Regions from separate parts of the Mus musculus genome. Here region 2 is linked to region 1. Evidence: chromatin contacts called from ENCODE POLR2A ChIA-PET data. All regions are on one chromosome and are shown on one strand. Each heading gives the region's core, a stretch centred on a gene start or an enhancer-like site at or near the end of the contact. The rest is flanking DNA. Distances are from core to core; before and after follow the strand shown.

Region 1 (6,405 bases), core at 186-2,685:
TGGTTGGGATATGCCTCACACTTAAACCATGACAAAGGAGCAGAAGTCTCTGGAAAATCCAACTGTGTTGTCATTATAGCAAAAGAATCGAAATCGTCCTACAAAAACATTTTTGGCTCTACTGCTCCTGACTAGACCCACAGAGCCACACTTTTAGAAACCATTGCTTTCAGACGCCTGAAGCTCTTTGTCTCTCTGTCCCAGATAAGTGCCAATCAGTTCCATACTTTAGCAAGCAAGGAAAACTTTACAGTTTTAAACGAGTAACAAATGTTAGAAAAGTCTTTCTTTCCCTGACAGGAAGTAAATTATCTCTGGCATTGTCCTTATTGCCAGTAACTAAGGTTCTCTTCTTTTAGATCAAGACTAAACTCAAACACAGTTCGTGCCTTATATAGTGTGCTCAGTAGTATTTTTTTAAAGATTTAATTTTATTCATTTTAACTATACGTATGTGTCTTGTGTGGTTAAATACCGGTGTTCTTGGAAGCCCAGAGTTGTTGATCTGCCCGACCTGGGGTTTCAGGATGTTGTGAGCCACCACCCAGCACGGTGCTGGGAACTGAAATCTTAGCTGTGTGTGCCACATCTCCAGACTTACTGTTGTTGATGCTTGTTTCTGTGCTGGTTTGTTTGAGGCTAGGTAATAAAGTCTAAGGCCTTTTTTTTCCATGTTAGGTAAATGCTCAAAACCCAACATCCTGGTACACCCCCTCCCCAGCCCCATTATATGTTTCCATGCTCTTCCTGAATCCTAGGCATGTGCTAAGTAAGTGCTTTTTCATTCATTGTCTCATTGTTTCTCACAGCAAGCCTAGGGCCTAGGGAACAGATAATATTGTATTCCTTCTTTGCAGATGTAGCACCCAAGATACAGGGAAGTTAAAATCTAACTTTATACAGAGTGGGTTAGGATTTAACCTCAGATGACACTCAATTGTCATCTATTATTCACCCATAAAGTATGCGGGTGGGAGATTAAGCGAAATCCTCGTGTTCAAAAGTGTAAAAAAGACGCTTATTAAAGCAAAAACCCCTGTGGGCCAAGCCAGCCCCGACAGTCACCCCGGATACACCGTCTTGTTTCCCACTCCACACCTCCACTTTATTTCCTAAATTCTTATAAACTTCTCCTAATTTTGCACAACTGTCCTTCCTGATGGCTTCGATGGCTCTGAGACCCGCCGCTGACCCTGAAATGAAGGCGCTAAATCCTACAGGAACCCGGGCGGGGGTGGTGGTGGAAGCCCCATGGTAACCACGGGAACGGTGGCGTGGCAGGAGCTCTGCGCAGGCGCACTGCGTCCTCGCGTGGGCCAGCCTAGGCTTGGAACACCCCGGGCCTGGGCGACTCCCGGGTGGGTGGGAGGCTCGCCGCAAGCGCCTGCGCAGTGGCGCGGGAGCTGGTGTGACAGAGCGCACGTAGCGAGGGCTGCGGCCGCCCCCTCTCCGGCGCGCCGGCGCGGCAGGGGAATATAAAAGGGACGCCTGGCTCCCTCTACTGCCCAGTCGCACTGCCAGCAGGCTGAGGGCGGCAGGGAGCTAGCTAGCGGGGACTGCAGGCGACAGGACTGACCCGAGCCGAGCTGTCGCCTTCCTCCCGGCCCGCTATCCAGGTGAGGCGCTCCTCCGATCTTGGAGACGGATGCGGGGTCCCCGCGGGCAGCCGGGGTCCCTTCGCTCTGGAGTGGGGCTCAGCCCTTCTCACAGCCGCCCCCGGGTCTCCCCGAGAGGACCCGGCCCCGCACCCCCGAAGTCAGGCCGCCCCGGCGCTCTCCCAGCTTCCCTCGCCGTCCCCCCACCCCCGTCCTGCCTCTGGCCGGAGCGGCAGCAGCGGCTTGCGCCCCGCCCCAGCACTAGGACCTTCTTGAATGTTCCATCCCGGGCAGCCAGCCTCCCTGATGACTTGTGCAGCGGTACCTCGTCCGCCCCACTAAGCCGGGGGAAGGCGAGGGCGGACGGGCGGGGGTCTGGGCCGCCCGAGCCGCAGATGGTTAGCATGTGGCAGTGGAGAAAGCAGGCAGCGCTTGCAGCCGGGGGCTGAGTCTCTCCGTTTCGATCGCTCTTCTTCTCTTTTTCCTTTTCACTTTTGGAAAGTAAAGCTGGGAAGTGGGACCTACTCAGAAGTTAGGACTGAACTTGTCTGTTGCGCTTCTCGGCGTTGTCTCAGCAAGTAGACATAGCCCGGGGCGCCGAGTTTAGCTGAGAAGTTGCTGTCATTCACAGTTGGGGAAGCTGGCTTCTTCCTTCCTCTTCATCCCAGTGAATCACTTAAGGACACACGCGTCTGTCTCTGTATTTCTCTCTCCCTCTGCTCCTTCTTTCCTCCTGGTTTCCAATCTTGCCCACCTCCTCTGGTTCAGCTCACCCTGATGATCCCCTTTCCCTTTTCGTCTTTCACGCTCCCCTCCTCTTGCAGGGTCAACAAGTCAGTCCATTTTGGCCAAACCTTCTATGGTTGTGTGAGACTTTTAAACTGAATTTTGTGATTGACCCCAGATGGATGTTCAGTGTGGGGAAGGATGGTACGGTTAAATACGAGGTTGTTTCTCCTAGAGAGTGGGAATTTGGTACAAAGGCAGGCTTTCGGACTTAACATCTTCAGCTGACCATCCAAAATGAGGACTCTTGGGGTATTGCACCGTGGTTTATAGGGAAGAGCCTCCACAGAAAGGGATAGACAAGCTCCTGGGTTCTCTTTTAGGAAATGATTTTTTTTTTTTTTTTAATTAAAAGGAACCTGCCAGGTTCGACTTAACTCGAGAGCCATGGCTCTTGGACTTTTTCCTTGGAATGCACTCTGGAGGGATGGAATAGCCACTACGTGAGTGGGGGAGGGGGGAGACGTGGCAACGCTGTTCTTTCATCAACTTTTTTTTTTTTAAGGTTGAGGGGGAAAAAAAAAACCTCGTTTCCCTTCTCAGGTTTAGATGAAGCTTATGAATGGAACTTAGTCTTTTCCTAAAATAATCGCATAAAAAAATTACTCCTGCGTAGCAGGAACATTGGAAATTAAACTTTAAAAAGACACAAAAGGGTTATTTTGATTATTTCTAGGGAGAAAAGAGATTTTTAAGCAGGAAGTAGAAGCTGAAAGTGAACACGCTCTGAATATTTTTATCTTGATTTGAAATAGGAATAGTCGTGATTTCTTTCTTTTTTTTCTTCAGCCACTGATTTTCTTTAACTTTAGACCGTCAGTGTCATTTCAGAACCTTAAATATGAATTAGAAGCTTTATCTTTTCCTTTTGTAGGAAGCATAGATTTTTGTTCCTTACTTTAAAAGGTCATGACAGTTTGATTTTGCAATATTGTGTCTAATTTTTTCCTGAGGGCAGATGCTTTTTGGATTTACAGACTAAGAAAAGGTCTACTGTTTCTCTTTTAGGTGGATGAAGCTATTTCCATTGTTATACTGAATTTTTTTTACTTTGAAATTAAGCTGAGACTTTGATAAAAGGCTTGGGCATTTTGTCACTTTGTAACTCAGCTAGTAAAATAGGTGAAAACCAGATACAACTTGTAATTGTAAAGAATAAATATTGAAAAAAAAATTGAAAAACCTTTATAGCCAGTGGTGGTCATACATGTCTTTAATCCTGGGACTTGGGAGGCAAAGGCAATTGGATCTCTGTGAGTTCGAGGCCAGCCTGGTCTACAGAGTGAGTTCAGCATAGTCAGGGCTACATAGAGAACTCAATCTCAAAAAACCAAAAACAACAAAAACAAAATAAAAAACCAAGGAGGAGGTGGAAGAAGAGGAGGAAGAGGAGGAAGAAGATGAAGAGGAGGAGAAGAGAAGGGGGAGAGGAGGAGGAGGAAGAGGAAAGAAAGCAAAGCTTTAGTTCTCCTGTGTATCACCATTGTTGTAGGAGAGCTGTAGCTTTGGTGAGGAGACACTAATTTTCTGTTACTACAGAGTGAGTTATGGACTGACAAGCTGTGGTTTTCATGGAGCAGTTAATTTCAAGCATTTGCTTTGATGCTAGGGATATAGAGAGAATGGAGACAGCTATAAACCTTATGAGCCTTAATTTCTGTGGGAGGAATGCTTTGTTTTTAATAAATGACTAACCTGGGTATAATTATTGTTTTTAGATAAATTTGTGAGATCCAGAGTGTTTTTCAGTCTATTTTTGAAGCTATGAAATCTCTTGAATGTCTACAGCAAAGTGGGGGTCTAAATCAGAAAATACAAATATTTCTGTATAGTTTATGCCCTCACTCATGAGCTCTGTTATAAGAATCCCTAAAAAATTTAAGGCTATGTAGGCTTCTTGAGACAGACTTTCTTGGCTATTTCAGAAAGCTGAAGTGAGCATATGTATCAATTTCATTCAAGTATGAGAGTGGCCCTAGTAAGCTATTGCTGAAAGCGGTTCTAACAAAATAGGTTCTTAGGATTTGCTGAACTACTGTATTGTGAGTCAGTTACAATATATCATATTAGATCTTGTCCCTCCTCTCCCCCAACATTGTAACGCTCTGAAGGTGAAAAAGCATGCAGAGAAGCAAAATGAATGGAATGGTCCTTAATGTTAATATTGTCTGTCTGCCTTGTGGTGAGGTCTAACATCTTACAATTAAATCATTCTGCAGAACGTTGTATAATTGTATGAACATAGGAGAAGCCAAATAAACTCGGTGTCTATATATGTGAAATCAGTGTTTATATTCAGTGAAATGTTTTTATATAATTTTTATATACATTTTTGTAAGACTTGAAGCTATTCTGTCATTAGTTTTCCTTTAGCCAAAGTGACATTATACCTGAGCGCAAACGTAAGGAGTTAAAAACAGTTCTCACTTAAGGGGCCACAGAAATGTCGAAGCAGATTCAATACATCCCTTTTCCTTTAGATGTTCAGGAGGGCTCTTAGTATATTTGGCTGGGTGTTGGCTAAAAATACAGTACAAAGATTCATGCTTCTTACATAACTGTCAGCAGAATGAATCCTGCCTTAGATTTTTTTCTGCTTCCTGTTTTTATCAATGTGTTTGTGTTTTGGTGGTTTAGTTTTCTCAGTAATACTAAATCAGTATGATACGTCTGTTATTGTATATTTGAGCTGTTGTTATAAATAGTCTGAAGGGAAGACTGTAATTCAGTGGTAGTTTCATTTTCTTGGATGGTTGCAGTTAACTTTAATTGGCTTTCTTTTCATAGCTATATTTAATTAGTTACTGGGGGGTGGATTTCTCACTGAAAAGAACTGAAATGTCAGCCTACCCATGTCTGCCTAGTCACTGAAAAACACAGCGGACAAAATTCCGCTCAATATTATTAGCTCAGTTTCAAAGGACGCAAACTTTAGTGGATTTCATCAAAGGTGACAAAAGAATGAATGATAGCAATTTTAAGAATGAAAAACATTCAAATGTACGGAAGGAAGAAAATCACAGCTGGGAGAATTCTATGACAACATAGAACACCAGGGAAGAGGATTTAAAGCAGGTATTGGGGTTAGTGAAGAGGAAAAAAAACAATGAGACTGAAGCAATAATTAAAATGTAAAGGAATTAAAATATTTAAAACGCAAGGGGAGAGTAGCCCTGGTTGACCGGGAACTTCCCTCAAACTTAGAAAGATCTGTCTGTGTCTGCCTCCCAAATGCTAGGATTAAAGACATATGCCATCATGCCCAACCTGGTATTGGTTATTTTTCTATTGTTATAACAACACACACAAGGGTAGATAGTAGGTAAAGAAAAGAACTTTGTTGGTTTATGGATTTGGAAGTCTTACAAGTAGGACATGAAAGGGCCATCAGCTGCCAACATGATGCGGGTAATTTACTCCATTTTAAGGTTGAGTAAGTTCTGAATGGAACTACATATTTGAAATCATTCACATCTTTTCTGCAACTGAGTTCATTATTTTTTGCTCTCCTATATATAATATTCTTAAAAGTTTTATTATTTTTATTGGATGTGTATGGGCGTTTTGCCTGCATCTGTCCTCTGCAGAGGACAGAAAAGGGAGGTCAGAAGCCTTGAGAATGGGATTTGCCGAGGGTTGTTAGCTACCATATGAGTACTGGGAATCAAACTCTGGTCTACTGTAGGAGCAACAAGAGATGCTGAGCCACCTCTCCAGCCCTAGAGCATGTGATCTTAAGAACATGTGGTGTGTCTCTTTCTCCTCTTGAGAACTGGCGTTAGGAAAGAGGAAACTGAAAGCTAGAAGGAGAAGAGTCAGGCCTAAGGAAAAGGGATTTAAGATAGCTAACCCAGCACTCCAGAGATGGGCAGGGGGAGCGCAAGTTTAAGGCCAGTCTGGGCTATGTAGTGAGAGCATACTTCAAATGAAACAGAACACCCAGAGGCACTTTCCGTAGGACGGCCTTGGGAGAGGTGGAAGTTTGGTGAAGTGTACCTTGAAGATGACTTTCAGGCTGTAACCT
Region 2 (7,327 bases), core at 19-2,518, 580 kb after region 1:
ACGTGACCATGTGGGTTGGGTTGGGTTGGGTTTGGTTTGGTTTGGTTTGGTTTGAGGTGTGTGAGATAGCCTCACTATATAGGCTTGGCTGGCCTGGGACTCATTATGTAGGTCAGGCTGGCTTTCAGTTTACAATAGTGAGCCTCTTGTCTCTGCCTCCCAAGTACCAGAAATTACAGGTAGAAACCGTGTATCTGCTGTCTTGGTCATTCTAAGGATTTTGACTTTCTTCTTTGTTTTTGAGACGGTTTCATTAGGTCAGGCTTGTCTCAGACTTGCTGTGTACCAAAGGCTGGCCTTGAACTCCTGATCCTCCTGCCTGTACCTTCAGCATCCCAGGGTTAGGCATGAACCACTACTCCAGGCCACACTTGGAAAATGGGTATCAGCAGGGATGAGCAGTCAAAACGGGTGGGTGTCTCTCCTGGACATGACGTGGGTGTCCACCTGCCGTTCAGGACTGTGTCCCTCCATTGGAATCAGCCCCAGAAGCAGCATTTATAAAAGTTATTAGTGTTGCTGTGGACTCCAGCTGCTTCCCACTCAAGACTGCCTTCATATGCAGTGGCTGGGTAACCTCAGGCATGTCACTCAGCCTCATGTACACAATGAGTGGGGCACAGACACTGGGCTTATTGGATGGTCATGTTGGATAGGAGTCAGCTCCCAAGAAGTGCTTCACACAGTGTCTGGTCACAGCAAGCTCCATCCAAGCGCCATTTGTCCTGTCAACAAAGATTACCTGACACTGATGTCAAGTCCTATTCTAGACCCTGTAACCACAGAGATGACAGAGGAGCCGGTGCTCTTGAGGAAGTGGGGGAGGGGGGAGTGTGTCTGGTTGGCACTCTCTTGGTGCGGAGATTCCAGCCAGAGGGAGCAGTGTGACAGAGGCCTGAAGATGAAGAGGGGCAGGAAAGCACGGGGCAGCATGTAGGCCAGATGGCTGCCTGTAATTATCACACCAGTCATTCGCAATAGTCTTGGGCAGAGAGAAACGTCACTAATACAAAAAAAAAAAAACAAACAAACAAACCTGCGCATACCTCCTCCTGCCTGTCCCCTATGTCATCCCAGAAACATCTCAGCCACCCTTGGTGCCTTTCCTGGCCAGGGTCTAGGAGTGGTTCTGTAAGGCAAAAGAGAAGCTATATGGAACGTGGGGAGACTGGGATATCATTTACCCAAACTCCAGTCATAATATGTTCCCCAAAGCCAGGGCTCAGGCCTACTGTCACCTCCTTAGCCAGTTGGGCAGGAAATAAGGCCCAGCATACAGGCCAGTCAGAGGCAGCAGGCAGCTGTGTAGGTTTACTCAGCCAGGCAACCCCACCAAGGTCTGGTGCCACACCTTGCCCACCCAGCCCTTCTGAGTTGATCTAAATGAAGTCCCTAGGAAGGTCTGGATTGGCTGTCTTAGCTCAGACACTGGGTAGGCTTTCCTTGGGAGAGATGCCTCAGTGTGGTTGACCCCAAAAAGGGCAAGGATCAAGCTTGGGACTTTAGGGGACTCGGGTTGGCTGTTCCAGTATCCTATCTTATTGTGCACCTTTCTTTTGGATGAGGAAGCACAAGAGACAGCAACTTAAACCTATGGGATGCTGAGTGTGTCAGCCAGGCCTTCTTCCTCCATAGTGACATCACCCAAATTGCCCTGACCATGTCACTCCTAGTGATGCTGTCCTGGCTCCACGCAGACAGCATGCCCTGGCATGCACACTGAAGCCTCGAAGCCTTCTCTGCCTCTGGCCCACCTCCTGCTGTTTGCAGCTTGGGGCTGCCCTTCCTCCACCTGCAGTGTTGAACGCCCACCCGGATGCTGAGACATGCACAGATTCTCTCCTCTCCAGCCTTCAGTGCCTGGGCCCCAACCTTCAGCCGTGTCTGCACAGTGGCCTAGCAGTGTCTGCCTCCTTTGGCTTGGCGGGTGCTTGCGCTGTGTGTCACCCTTTCTGTTCCACACACACACACACATCACACACACCAGCTGTGTGACTCCACAGTGGGGGAGGACAGAAGGGACCCCTGGGCAGAGACAGCTGTCTGACTTACCATCTCCTTTGCAGAGCACCTGTGGGCCACTTTGCAGCCACAAATTCAGACCAGGGTGTGTCTAAGGCAAAAGACCCACCAGATAGTAGGCCTCACGACTAGCAAGGAGGGTCTTTCTCCATTGCCCCACCTCCTGAGGGAAGCAGAATCCTACTGAAAATGTCCCCAGTTCCTCTCCCTAAGAGAACTCAGAACCAGGAGTCAGTTTGAGAATGGCCAGGGAGCAGCCACTGTCTCCTGCCCTCAGCCTGTGCCAGGCGGCACCACCCATGTCTGGAATCAGAAACAGTTCTGTTCTCGGCTTCCCCAGTGCTATCCTGGCCAGTAGCCTCCAGGTTACCTCTGGCATCATTGCCACCTACTGGCGACCAGCCATGGCCCTGTGTTCTAACATTGACATCCTAGACCCCAAACTGTCCTTAGCCACAACGGAGAGCTACCACCAGCACTGCAAGAGCCACCCAGGTAGCAGATGTGTTCTGTAAGAGGGTCAGCCTCCAAGGCACGGGGCCCTCCCGGAAGGCTGCGGACCTGTCTCTGCGAGGGAGGCTGGGGGGTGGGGGTGGGATCTGAAGCAATGTGTAAAAGACCACATGGATACCAAGGTCCAGTCCCAGCAGGAACAGAAAACACTCACTCGCCGCTGGTAGTGTTTGTAAAATTCATCATAATGACTGCCATCATTCTCCCACAGGCCTCCCCATTTATCATCTAGCCTGCCAACCTCTGTCAGCCACCAAGTTTGCAGGTGTTCAAGTTCCTGGACACTAGCATGACTCAGTGCAGGACCCCAAAACCCCAAGGGTCACGAGTCTTCAGGACCCTGAGCTCTGCCTTCGCTAGCTCATTGCTGAACCTGGTGGGATCACAGCCCACGGGATCAAATAGCATGAGCTACATCTGCCAATATTAATAGCTCCAGAGCCTGGCTGCCTGGGCTGCCGCAGCCTGAGCTGAAACACAATTCGAGGAACTGTTGTTGACTTAGCTCTGTTTCCAGCTAGGAAGGCGGCTGGGAGGGACATGGGAAAGGTTGGGACAGCGAGTGAGCAGGGATTATGGTGGAAGAAATAGGGGAGGGGAGGGGACCCCCCTGACTTCTTACAGCTTCTCATTCTGTGTCCTGAGAACCCAGGAGCATAGCTTGAAGACTGGATGTCACTCCAGGGAGCTGTTGATGTCAGTGCATGTGCCTAGCCCTCTGGGACCCTGGGTGACCTGCGCATTGGGTTATACTGGGTCTGATCTGAGACCAGGCCTCCCCTCCTGCTCCAACCATGCTACTTGGCTTGCCCCAGGCTGACCAATGCCTGAGTGACAAGCCTCCCATCAGGATGAGGACAGCTTCCCTCCTTCCTTCCTCCTTCCCTCTGCCAGCATTTCCTACCCTGACTTTGCATGATGGGTACCTGCAGGTGTCATCTTCCTAGGGACAGACCAGGAGAACCTGAGCTGGGCCATGTGCCCCAGCCTATTCCTCTAGAGAGTACCAGGGACAAGCTCTTCCCAGCTCAGCACCCAGGGCAGAACCCTGGAGCCCTTCTCTTGAGCTGTCACATGTGACTCTTGAAGATGTCACAGACCCCTGATGCCTTATTGACAGATTCAGTCCTGGGGTTTCTGGGGGCAGGGGAGACTAGTGCAATGGCTGCTTAGTAAGGGGGCTAAGATTATAGAACCAGAAGATTTCATCCCTGGGTAGAAGGTTCCAGAAACCCTGAAACCTTCGGGAAATGGAGATGAAGACATAAACAACAGAGAGCTGCCAGGCGTGGTGGCACACGCCTTTAATCCCAGTGCTTGGGAGGCAGAGGCAGGCGGATTTCTGAGTTTGAGGACAACCTGGTCTACAGAGTGAGTTCCAGGATAGCCAGGGCTACACAGAGAAACCCTGTCTGGTGGGGGGGGGGGGGGCGGGGAGGGACGGAGGGAGGGAGGGAGGGAGGGAGGGAGGGAGGGAGGGGAGAACAGAGAGCTAAAAGCGGCTGACTCTATGGAGAGTAGTTCTCCATGCCTCCAAAACCTTTATAGGAGCCTCAGCCTGCAGTGACACTTCCCTCCTCTGCCTGTCCTTGGTGCAGACAGAGCTTTGCTGAAAAGAGTCCACTGATAAATAAGTACTAAGCTGCATATGTATCAAAAGATGGCCTAGTCGGCCATCACTGGAAAGAGAGGCCCATTGGACATGCAAACTGTATATGCCCCAGTACAGGGGAACGCCAGGGCCAAAAAAATGGGAATGGGTGGGTAGGGAAGTGGGGGGGGGGAGGGTATGCGGGACTTTTGGGATAGCATTGGAAATGTAATTGAGAAAAATATGTAATAAAAAATATTTAAAAAAAAATAAGTACTAAGCTGGGCAGTGGTGGCACACATCTTTATTCCCAGCACTAGGGAGGCAGAGGCAAGTGGATCTCTTGAATTCAAGGCCAGCCTGGTCTACTATAGAGTGAGTTCCAGGACAGCCAGGGCTACACAGAGAAATCTTGCCTCAAAATACCAAAACAGACAGACAGACAGACAGACAGACAGACAGACAGACAGATAGATAGATAGATAGATAGATAGATAGATAGATAGATTTAAGAAGTTTGGGTTTCTCAGGCAGAGTCTCACGTGACCCAGACTGACTTTAACATTGCTGATTTTTTTTTTTTTTTTTTTTTTTTGTTTTTTTTTTGAGACAGGGTTTCTCTGTGTAGCCCTGGCTGTCCTGGAACTCACTCTGTAGACCAGGCTGGCCTCGAACTCAGAGATCTGCCTGCCTCTGCCTCCCGAGTGCTGGGATTAAAGACATGTGCCACCACGCCCGGCTCATTGCTGATTTTTAATTACATTTTTGTTTATTATTTCATGTGTGCGTGCATGTGGAGGTCAGAGGACACCCAGTGGGAGTCACTTCCCTCCTACTCTGTGGATCCCAGAGGTCAAAGCCAGGTCTCCAGGCTTGGCAGCAGGTGCTCTTATCTTCTGAATCGTCCCATTGGTCCCACTGGTGTGTCTGACACTGCGGTTCTGAGCTTCCTCCTTCACTTCCCAAGCCTGGGATCATGGATGTGTTTCACCCTGCTCCACTTAAAATACTTAAGAGCCAGCCGGGCGTGGTGGCGCACGCCTATAATCCCAGCACTCGGGCATCTCTGAGTTCAAGGCCAGCCTGGTCTACAAAGTGAGTTCCAGGACAGCCAGGGCTACACAGAGAAACCCTGTCTCAAAAAAACAAAAAAACTTAAGAGCCAGAACCTTGGGGTCTATGAGATGCATCAGTAGTGGGCAAAAGTGCTTGTTCCTAGTCCTGACTCCCTGAATCCCATCCCAGGCTCCCCACATTGGAGTAAGTTGTCTTCTGACCTCCACAGAACCCCAAGGCATGCACACACACACACACAATCATACACACATACACACACATATACCACTCACACAATACTCACACTCACAAACAGACATACCCACTCTCACACATACAGACACACACACACACATACCTATACTCAAAGAGCACAGACATACCTACTCACTCACATACACACACACATACATACTCTTATATACACATACACACTCTCACAGACACATATCCACTCGTACACACACACATACATATACTCATACACATACACATACACCCATTCTCCCACACACAGACACACTAAACACACATACATACCCACTTGCACACAGTAGCATACACATAAATGTAGTGTGGCTGGAGAGATGAGCATAGGTGATGAGCACTTACTGCTCTTGCAGAGGACTTGGGTTCAATTCCCAGCCCCCTTAATCATCTGTATTTCCTGTTTCAGGCATCTGACATCCTCTTCTGGTCTTCTAAGACACTAGATATATATAGATATATAGAGATACATATATGCAGGCAAACACTCATACACATAAAATAAGTAACTTTCCTTAAAAATAAGGTTTAAAGGGGTTGGAAAGATGGCTCAGCGGTTAAGAGCATTGACTGCTCTTCCAGAGGTCCTGAGTTCAATTCCCAACAACTACATGCTGACTCACAGCCATTTGTAATGAGATCTGATGCCCTCTTCTGGTGTGTCTGAAGACAGCTACAGTGTACTTACATATAATAAACAAACAAATAAATAAATAAACAAACAAACAAACAAATAAATAAAACTTTAAAAAATAACGTTTAAACTGTGTAGTGGTGGTACACACCTTTAATCCCAGCACTCAAGGGGCAGAGGTAGGCAAAGGTATGTGAGTTTGAGGCTAGCCTGGTCTACATAGCAAATTCTAAGCCAGCCAGAGATATACAATAAAACTCTTGTGTCGTCCACCTTTGATTATGTGTAATTGTGTGTGCCTGTGTGTGGGTATTGCGCTTCTGGGGCCAGAGGTGTCAGTCTCCTGGGGCTGGTGTTACAGGTGGGGTGAGCCATCTATCATGGGTACTGAGAAACAAGCCACTGAGCCATCTCTCTAGCCACATCAAGGTAAATAAATGTAATTTTAAAAAAGACCTTCAGAGTCATAATTTGTATGTTGTGGCGCATGCCTTTAATCCCAGCACTCAGGAGGCAGAGGCAGGCGGACTTCTGAGTTCGAGGACAGCCTGGTCTACAAAGTGAGTTCCAGGACAGCCAGGGCTATACAGAGAAACCCTGTCTCAAAAACCAAAAAAAAAAAAAAAAGTTTCAGGACAGCCAGGGTTACACAGAAAAACTTGTCTCAAATCTACCTCCTCCCCCTACCCACCCACACACACACATGGTGGAGGGGGCAGGGGGAGGAGCTTAAGGGCAGCCACAGGTACATAGTGAAACTCTGGCTCAAGAATAAACAACAAAGACCTGACATCACCTGTCACCCCACTTGCCAGTGAGGAAACAGAGGCCCAGAGAAGGGAGTTGCCAGGGTCAGGTGGCTCAGGTGTGTCAGAGCCAGCCGCTGCCCGGGTCACCCAGCTCTGGCCTAAGGAAAAAGAGCTCTGTCACCCTGTGTGTGACAAAGACAAGGAGGTGGGTTATCCTCATAAAGGCCCCCCTGCCACAAGTCGCCAGAACAGGGACTCAAGAGGCTGGACCTCTGGGTCAGGAGTCTTGGGGTCCAAAGAAAGCAACTCAGTCCTAGACACCCATCCCCCAGTTCATAGCACAGCCCTGAGGCAGGAAGCAGCCACCTGGGACCAGGCTACCCTGGTACAAAGCTTGTCTGTCATTGGGTCTTGCTATTCCTCGACCCCCCCCCGCCCCCTCCCCATGTCGCCCCCTCCCCATGTCAATGACTTTCTACACCCCAGCTGCAACTT

What was found. ChIA-PET counts read pairs that join two places held with the same protein, here RNA polymerase II (POLR2A).
Region 2: POLR2A ChIA-PET joins it to region 1 with 13 read pairs in embryonic stem cell. The contact joins the enhancer-like site here to the promoter of P4ha1 in region 1. POLR2A ChIA-PET finds 5 or more read pairs at or near these places in 2 of 5 experiments (Patski and embryonic stem cell).

What each region holds. Positions count from the first base shown.
Region 1 is chr10:59,321,861-59,328,265 of GRCm38, forward strand. It overlaps P4ha1 (procollagen-proline, 2-oxoglutarate 4-dioxygenase (proline 4-hydroxylase), alpha 1 polypeptide), which reads left to right and starts at 1,436. Exons shown (of 15, transcript NM_001316371.1): 1 at 1,436-1,616.
Region 2 is chr10:59,900,384-59,907,710 of GRCm38, forward strand. No RefSeq gene overlaps it. Among named protein-coding and RNA genes, the nearest start is that of Gm40673, 5.4 kb to the right of the region's middle. Within about 2 kb of position 1,269, at least 3 of the 3 ENCODE cell types and tissues checked have a DNase peak (open chromatin) inside an H3K27ac peak, as active enhancers do.